3 separate regions of the Homo sapiens genome follow, and all the other regions are linked to region 3. The links are chromatin contacts, found by Hi-C or POLR2A ChIA-PET in ENCODE. All regions are on one chromosome and are shown on one strand. The core of a region is the stretch at or near the end of the contact, and the rest is flanking DNA. Distances in the headings are between cores, read along the strand shown. Region 1 overlaps PDSS1 (decaprenyl diphosphate synthase subunit 1). Region 2 holds the start of LINC03028 (long intergenic non-protein coding RNA 3028). Region 3 holds the start of LINC02673 (long intergenic non-protein coding RNA 2673).

The links. A loop is a pair of places that touch in the nucleus more often than their neighbours do. ChIA-PET counts read pairs that join two places held with the same protein, here RNA polymerase II (POLR2A). Pooled maps may share reads with other maps.
Region 1: a loop to region 3 is called in a pooled map, with 3 times the contacts of the local background. The contact joins the enhancer-like site here to the promoter of LINC02673 in region 3. A Hi-C loop is called at or near these places in 1 of 168 maps with a recorded cell type or tissue (K562), 3 of 37 single-sample maps with no recorded cell type and 3 of 50 pooled maps. POLR2A ChIA-PET finds 5 or more read pairs at or near these places in 1 of 52 experiments (PC-9).
Region 2: a map with no recorded cell type shows a loop between it and region 3 (4-fold over the local background). The contact joins the promoter of LINC03028 here to the promoter of LINC02673 in region 3. A Hi-C loop is called at or near these places in 1 of 168 maps with a recorded cell type or tissue (IMR-90), 10 of 37 single-sample maps with no recorded cell type and 4 of 50 pooled maps.

What each region holds. Positions count from the first base shown.
Region 1 is chr10:26,735,866-26,738,565 of GRCh38, forward strand. The region is part of intron 10 of PDSS1 (decaprenyl diphosphate synthase subunit 1); the gene reads left to right. Among named protein-coding and RNA genes, the nearest start is that of PDSS1, 40 kb to the left of the region's middle. Within about 2 kb of position 1,371, at least 7 of the 41 ENCODE cell types and tissues checked have a DNase peak (open chromatin) inside an H3K27ac peak, as active enhancers do.
Region 2 is chr10:26,577,962-26,580,661 of GRCh38, forward strand. It overlaps LINC03028 (long intergenic non-protein coding RNA 3028), which reads right to left and starts at 1,346. Exons shown (of 3, transcript NR_134472.1): 1 at 1,233-1,346; 2 at 875-1,012. RefSeq lists an enhancer at 1,288-1,788.
Region 3 is chr10:27,341,996-27,345,059 of GRCh38, forward strand. It overlaps LINC02673 (long intergenic non-protein coding RNA 2673), which reads left to right and starts at 1,441. Exons shown (of 2, transcript NR_187428.1): 1 at 1,441-2,656; 2 at 2,744-2,922.

The DNA of each region.
Region 1 (2,700 bases), core at 121-2,620, 610 kb before region 3:
CATAGGCATTTGAGGTAGCATCGTGATTATTTCCATATATTTTGGCCACTGGCAAAGTGAACGGTTTCTAAGTCTTGATTATAGGACTGGACTTTGGTGGTCCTCAGAGCCCCTTAAAAGGCATAGGAAGCATCAAGGGCCTCCAAGCATAAGAAATTCTCCGGTTCTAGAAGTTTAATGAGACTCTGCTGCTCTGAGAGAGGCTTTAGAACCTCGGCCATTGCCTCAAAATGTCAGGAAGTCAGTGGAGTGCAGTAGACCCACATAGTTCCTTCTTTCTCCGGATTGAGGGACTGAGTCCCCCTTAATGTGAATGAAAGGCTTAGGAAGCTTCAAAGATGTTCCCTCGACTGACAAAGCAGACATTCTCACAGCCTCCTCCAGACCCTGCCACATGGCTTGTGGCTGTACTGAATGTTACTTGAAATAAGTGAGACATTAGCTGGTGTTGGAACATCTCGTTAATAGATTTTCATCTTAGTAGTATTTAATTTGTTATGTTGCAAAGCAGTAAGATGTTCATCACCGTGCCATGAAATTCAACATTAGCTCTTTGGTGTAAAATTATAGTAACTTTTGGTCTTTCAGAGATTTTGCCTCTATTCTGTCTTCACGTTTACAAAGGTCAGTCATGTCCTCCATAAAATTCAGTGATTCCACTGTGATACAGAAACCACGGCCCTTGCTTTTGGTGGGTTTCTGATTGGAGAGAGGAAAGGTCATCTTTCACCCACTATCTAGCATAGCCATTGGCAGCATGATTCTTCCCAGGGGAGGCTGACGTTCTGGGTGGCTGGACCAGGCTACTTTGGCAGCTTGCTAAGGCTATGAATGGAGATGTTGGGGTACTCGGTAGGAACACCCACCCTCATTATTACAAGGCTTCCATCCTCTCAAACTTTGGAGGCTGAGGTAAGAAGTGAAAGGTATGCTGTAAATAGGTCCTCTCTCCCAATGAGGCTTACTTGCCAGCCCAAAATCAAAGAGTATAATACATGTGCCCAGTTTTGACAAAAATTTATAAAACCTCCTTTTGTACATTAAGGCAAGAGTGAGGAACATTTGAGCCATGTAGGTGTTATGCTGGGGATTAGAAAAATGAGGCACTGGCTACCAGTAACCTATATAACTGCGAACATTACTTCTCAGATACTTGTTAGTAAACATGAGTGAAGGAAAGCAAGATGGACTGAGTGTGCTGAAATCCAGCTAGCTTGGTAAAGATTCCTTTACCTAGGCTCAGATTATCAGGATAAAAGGAAAAAGCCTTTTTCCCTGGAGAAGTCTATGAGAAAGTTTTGGTTGCTCTATTTGTAAAAATCTTCAAATTGTTAAGTACTTGTTATGAACCCCAGGATACTAAGTTACCGGTTGAGTCCTACTTAAACCTTAAGGTGACTGGGTGAGAGGAGGCTGGCCTCTTCGGACTGTGTTTCACTCTGAATATATTTCAGAAGAAACTAACTTACTTTCCCCTACACACACAAAGGAGTAATGGCTATCTCTGCTTTCATATATAGTGGGGGAAAGGGGAAATGGACCTCTGCATAGTATCTGTCAGTAATCTACAAGAGACTGAAAAATGCTGGTTAGGCGGTGGCTCATGCCTGTAATCCCAGCACTTTGGGAGGCTGAGGCAGTTGGATTATGAGGTCAGGAGTTCAAGACCAGCCTGACCAATATGGTGGAAACCCCGTCTCTACTAAAAATACAAAAATTAGCCGGGCCTGGTGGTGCATGCCTGTAATCCCAGCTACTCGGGAGGCCAAGGAAGGAGAATCCTTGAACCTGGGAGGCAGAGGTTGCAGTGAGCCGAGACTGCACTCCAGCCTGGGTGACAGAGTGAGACTCCGTCTCAAAAAAAAAAAAAAAAAAAAAAAAAAAAAGGCTGGTTAAAAAAAGCAAGCAAAAGGAAAAAAAAAGATTACTGTACCCGAAGCCATGGTTTTATGTGTGCTTTGCTGGGAAATCCCAGTCATGAGGCACCTACTCATGCTCACCAGACAGCAGTGTTCTCATCTGCCCATAAGGCAGTGAGTTGAAAAGGCACATTGCAGCCTCAGAAAAGGGAACACAGAATGGAGTCCAAGCAGGAAGTGACTCTGGACAGGACTCATTTCAAAAGTAGACTGATGTTTCTGTCTTGTGGCACATGGGCCAGAAGTTAGCCAAGTATGTATTTATAAGTTGCCTTCTAATAAAACAGCAAGGTTAGGCTCTTTTGTGGAATACACTGTAAAACAAGAGATTCTTAGCAAGAAATGTGTCAAAAGATATATGGGACTAAGATTAATTCAGGTAAAAACAAGTTCCAAAAATAACGTAAGAATATGCAATATCTCCACTTAATGAAAATGTGTTTTTAGTTTACAAAGGATTCTTTCATACATTATCTCTAATCTCACAACTCCTCTTTGTGGTAGATATTATGGTGTTTATTCTGCAAGTAAGAAACTGATGCCCAAACCTCGCCAAAATTAAACATCTGGTAAATGGCACAGCAGGGAACTGAACAAGTCTAAGACCAGTATTCATTTTATTACATCATACATAGTGTTATTGCCACTGGTAATGCTGAGAAGTTAGTAGCTATGATACCACACAGGCCTTCCCACAGAGCAGGTAACTAACCCACCTGGGCACTGACGATACTCAAAGAATCATCTCTGTGTCATGTCTTTGCTATTGTAAACAACATAC
Region 2 (2,700 bases), core at 96-2,595, 760 kb before region 3:
GGGTAGCAGAGGCAGACAGATCACTGGAGGTCAGGAGTTGGAGACCAGCCTGGCCAACATTGTGAAACCTTGTCTCTACTAAAAACATAAAAATTAGCCGGGCATGGCGGCGTCTGCCTGTACTCCCAGCTACCTGGGAGGTTGATGCAGAAGAATGGCTTGAAACTGAATGTGGAGGATGCAGTGAGCTGAGATCACCACACTACACTCCAGCCTGGGCGACAGAGCTAGATTGTCTCAAATCGAACAAACAACAATAAGAGTTTATACATTTTGTTTTATGAAAAATCTCAACTCTAGTTGTTACTTAGAATTGCTATTATTCCACAGAAGTTCCTTAAGTACTATTTTTGTACTAAACTAAGAGAAGGAATATGTACACTGTCATGGAGAGTACAAATATATTCCCGTCATTTTAAGATCCCTTTACAGCATAAAGAGAATTCTAATTTTCTAAAACATTTAGCGAAAAAAAGAATGTCAATGATTTGCAAGCTTTCCAAATGAAGGGCATGAATTCCAGCTCATGCTGCTTCCTCACTGGGAATCTGGCTCTATGATAATAAACTAAGTCATCAACGACACACTTCTTTCAACAATAAAGCAAAGATTGAAATGTTTATTTTCCGTGGTTTTGCTATTTCTTGGGGCTTACGAAAGAAACGCTTAGTCAGAATAGAGAGGGTGGATGACAATACCATGAAATTAAAGGTGAGAGGTGAAGGAGAACATTTTATTGTATCACTAGTATTTTAAATATAAAGATTGCATCTTCATGAATACGGGGCTTTTGGAGCCCATCTTAGCACTTCTCCCCAGGTACGTTCCATGCCTATCATTTTATTGAAGTTGCTTGTATACCTATCAGTCTCACCTAGTAGTTAAATGGCTCCTCTAGTTGGCTCTTACATTTCTCTACTGCATCTTGCCTTGAGTCGATTCTAAAGACATGTTTGATGAAAGAAGGTAAATACCAGTCACATGTGAACAGGGCTGCATCTAGAAAGCTGCTCTATCAACGAAATCATTAGAAAAATATGGTTTACTCAGTGTACAAATTTTAGGAAATTTCTCTATTACACGTGCTAGTTTGAATATGTGTGTTATTTTCAAAAACATAAAATGAATATATAATTTTTGAATACCTGTGTGTATATATATATGATATATATATATATATGTTAACATCACACAGTAGACTTAACTCATGGCAAAGATTTTTTCTGAAGCACCTGCAGAAATCAGTCTTCTTTCCAGTTTCGAAAACCCCAACATGGGCGAAAGAGGATCCTTTGGATGCCAGATAGTGCATGAAGCACATTGGGTTACAGTAATTTTAATATAGTTCATATTCATAATTCACAGTGAGGAAACCTGAAAGTTTCTCGAAGCTATCAATGAATGAAAGGTGGGGCAGGGCCGCTGTGGGGGCGGGGCCTTGTGAGCCAGTGCCTGGACTCCCACATCACAAATGGAAGGGCGGCGCGTGGAGGGAACTCAAGGCCTGATTGGTTCCTCCTAAGCAGGACACGATCTGGCTGGCAGGGCAACTGGCCTTCAGTTAGTGCCTTCAGTGGGTGCCTTCAGTTGGTGGCATTTGGTTGCCTTTCCTGGGGAGAGGTGGCAGGTGCTCAGCTCTGCAGGCGTGGGGGCAAGCGAAGGCCCAAGCTGCTGGAGAAGAACAGAGGTGTCCCATGGGGACCACGCTGGCCTGTCGCATGTGCACCAAAGCCAGCCCCAGGCAGGGCCCGCACAGGGCTTCTGCGGAGCCTTCCTGCGGCTCTGACATCTATGAGTGGGCAGCCAGCAAAGGCGAAGGCCCTAGCACAGAGGAGAAGAGGCGCCCGGAACACGCTGTCCCCCAATGCCAGCCCCAAGCAGGGCCAGCTGAGGGTGCGGTGTTTGGAGCCTTTCTGAGATCCACGAGGTGGCGGTGGGAGTAGCGCCAGACTCCACTGCTTTGGAGCCTGCCCAGTCTGATTCAGGAGCCTTGACTAGCAGCACATTGGCGACCCGAAGACGCCAAAAGGTAGGGAGGCGACAGATACCTCTTGGTCTTAGGAGCTCCTCTGGCCTTGCTCACCCAAGGTACCCCCAGAGGCATCCACAGCCTAGGGCTCCTCCCTCCTGCTCCTAGTTCGCTTTCCTATCCCCTGCCCCAAACAGGAGGACTTGCTCTGACTCGACTCCCCACTCCTTCTTTCCCTGTTGCATCCAGCCGGTTACTTTTCATTGCTCTGCCCAAATACCCACTTCTGGGCCCTCTTCTTTTCCTAGGCTGGCCAAAAACTAAGTTTTCAAAATACAAATTGGATGCCACCGATTTCATTATGGTAGAGGAAATGTCTGACAGCTCTTGTATTTAAGCTTAAGTAGCCGCATTGGGACTCCCAATTTCACATCCCGAGTTCTAGAGCAGAGCTCTCTCCCCTAAAGTAATGGCTGAGGGTTAGAGGTACTCTTCCTCATTCTAATAATAAGAAATGATGTTTTGTAGAGACAGGGTATCATTGTGTTGTCCAGGAAGGTCTCAAACCCTGACCTCAAGTGATTCACCCACATTGGCCTCCCACTTTGTTGGGATGACAGGCAAGAACCACCACACCTGGCCTTGGGAGCTGCTCCTGCTTTGTGTGTTTTGGCTGGTGTTCCTGCGCAGCTGTCAGTAAGATGCTCCTGCCGTATTGTTCCAAATCTTCC
Region 3 (3,064 bases), core at 191-2,690:
GATTTACACTTAAAGAAATTTTAGCTTTTAAGAGTACTACGCAAAAGGAGAGTTGAAATAAAAACAACAAATTGTTAAAACAAAGTACTCCTTTAATATTTTAAAAACTTCAAGCCAAAGAAAACTTGGGATTCAAATGAATAGGTATGGCTCATTTTATTTTGTATTTAGATTTACAGAATGTATATTAATTCATATTTAGATTTATGGAGGGAGTACATGTAAATTAGGTATTTCCAATTATTCATATTACTATTTAAAGCTGTTATAAATTTCCAAAATCGTGGTTGGTAGTTATCTTTTACTAATTTCTCACTTCAGAAGTATTTTTGTTTGAAAGATGAGAGGAAAAGCTTCAATTGAGATTCAGTCCTATTACTCCAATTTTAAGCCTCTCATGTTGCTGAGGCTGAGCAGGTAAATGTGAAATTTTTAAGGATGAAAGGGTCTTGAGAGTTAATAGAATGTGTCTTCTACATAATAGGCATTCAGCTTACATGTGATAAATGGATTCAAAGAATGGATAAATATAGTTGGGAAGTTCAATATCTTAAAAAACTGCTATAAATAAAGCACTTATATTTGCTACTTTATTTTCCTAATAACAAAACTACACTAAAATGATTAATCTGTAATTATTGACATATATATAATAAATCTAGATATAATAAAAATATGTTTCTAATAAAATGTACATGTAAATCAACAAGCACAGATAAAAAGTTTCTCTTCTGAAAATGCTAAAAGTTCACAGAATATACTAATCCACAAAAAATAAAAATTAAAATATAGAAAGTGAAAAATTATTTTAATCTGTGCAAAATTCATATTCCTGCTCTTCCCCAAAATTATTTCATTAATAATAAACTTTTACTAATAACATTGTACTTGTTCAATGCAGAAATCAAAGATAATAAAAAGGAAAAACATTTTATATTAAAACAAATGCCCTCAAATAACAAATTTTATCATATTTCGTACATAATTTCAGATAACACAAGACCATCATCTGTATGTATAAACAAACTGAACTTTACCCTTACTTGGTACACCAAAATACATTTTCAAATGTCAACATACTTCTGTATATGTTTCTACATTCAGTGGTCACATTTTATCCCACGCTGTAAATTCACTGAAATGTATTTATAAAAGCCATTGTATGGATTCTTCTTAATACACTGATATTTTAAGCAGCGCTCAAAAAAGAAATTGTGTGTATGTTTCCTTATTTTCTAAAAATATCTTAATGTAATAGAATTGATCACCAACAGGCATATACAATTTTTTAAATATGGTACTTACCACCAAATTGTCTATTTGAAAAGTCATCTGCAACTTAAACTTTAAGCAGCAGTATAAATATCACTGCTCTTTATCCTCATAAACTTTGTGGATAGAAAACAGTATTTGATTCCTGTTTTAACTTAAATGCCTTCTCTAACGAGGAACACTAAATATTGTTTCCTGTGTGCATAAGTCACTTGCAGATCTAGAAGAAGGAGTTTGCCCAATTTTAAATTAGAGGCAAAGTACTTTTCTTAGATCTGCAATTTACATCTCTAATTTAAATTGCCCAATTTTAAATAGAGGATTTTTTTGTTGATTTGAGTGAATTCTCTGTAAAATGAAGATTTTTAAATCTGCTATATATACACACATGCACATACATGTGTAGTAAATATTTTACAAGTATGCTGCCTTTTATTTTTTCTCAAATGCAGGGTAATTTTTGTTTTGCTAAATTAACCTTCACAATGCTTATTTCTGAGAGTCTTAGAAAGGTTTTGTCAACATAAAAATGTATCTGTGTAAATAGGCATTTATATTTTCTTCTGATTTTTTTTCATTTTGTATATTAAAAATTTTTAATCTATATTCCATCAGGAACTTATTTCTTTTATGTACTGTAACTTTGGCATTTTTTTCTAGAGATCATCAAACCCAAGAGAGTCTAGATTTTCTCCTGTTATTTTCCAGAAGTTTTATAGTTTTGTATTTGACATTTAGGTCCGTGATTCATTTTGACTTAATTTTTGTGAGAAGGTAAGATCTGATTCATTTTTTTTACATGTGGGTATTCAGTTGTTCCAGCACCACTTTCTGAAGAAACCAACCTTTGTTTCATCATGTTGCCTTTACTTTTTCATCAAAGATTAATTAAATATATCGATGTGTCGCTATTTCTAAACTCTCTGTCTTGTTTCATTAACCTGTCTATTCTTTCATCAATATGATACTGCCTTGATTACCGTAGCCTTACAGTAAGTCTTGAAGTTGAGTAGTGCCTGTCTGTCCTCCAGCTTTGTTCTCCTTCAATATTGTGTTAGCTATTCAAGGTCTTTTTCTTCCCCATATAAGCTTTAGAATTACTTTTTCTATATCCATAAAATAATTTGCTTCCATTTTGATTAGAAGTGCATTGAATCTGTACATTGGTAAGAAATGACATCCTGATGATACTGAGTTATTCTATTCATGAATATGATGTATCTTCTCCATCTCTTCAGTTCTTTTTTTATTTCCATCATCACATATGGACAGTTTATGAAATTACATAACTCCCTCTACCTTGACCAAAGGACAGTGATGAATTCCTCGTTCTGCAGCCAACAAGTCACCTCTGAGGGCCATGTGTCTAAACATAGACAGGAGGGTAAGAAAATGATAAAGACATCCTGGGAAAAATAGGAAATTCGAGAATCAGCAACTGTGTCTAAGTAACTCCTTTCCATTTCCCCAGGACACCTGTTGCTTCAGCCAACACCTGCTGGCATGTGCTGAGGATGCTGGTGCTGCTGGCTTTCCCAGCCCTGCCCCCGGGGCTGCTTTGGGTGTGTGCCTCTTGACTTTAGTGAGAATGTACTTTTTCATCCCTACCATGGGTGAAAAGTTTTCACAAATAAAAACTTTTTAAAATAATGCCAACTTTTGTATTAGATAGAGGTGCTGCGTGTGCAGGTTTGCGTGTGTCTTTTTGGTAGAATGTTGTATTTTCTTTTGGGGATATTCCCAGTAATGAGATTGCTGGGTCAATTAGTAGCTGTGTTTTACATCTTTTGAG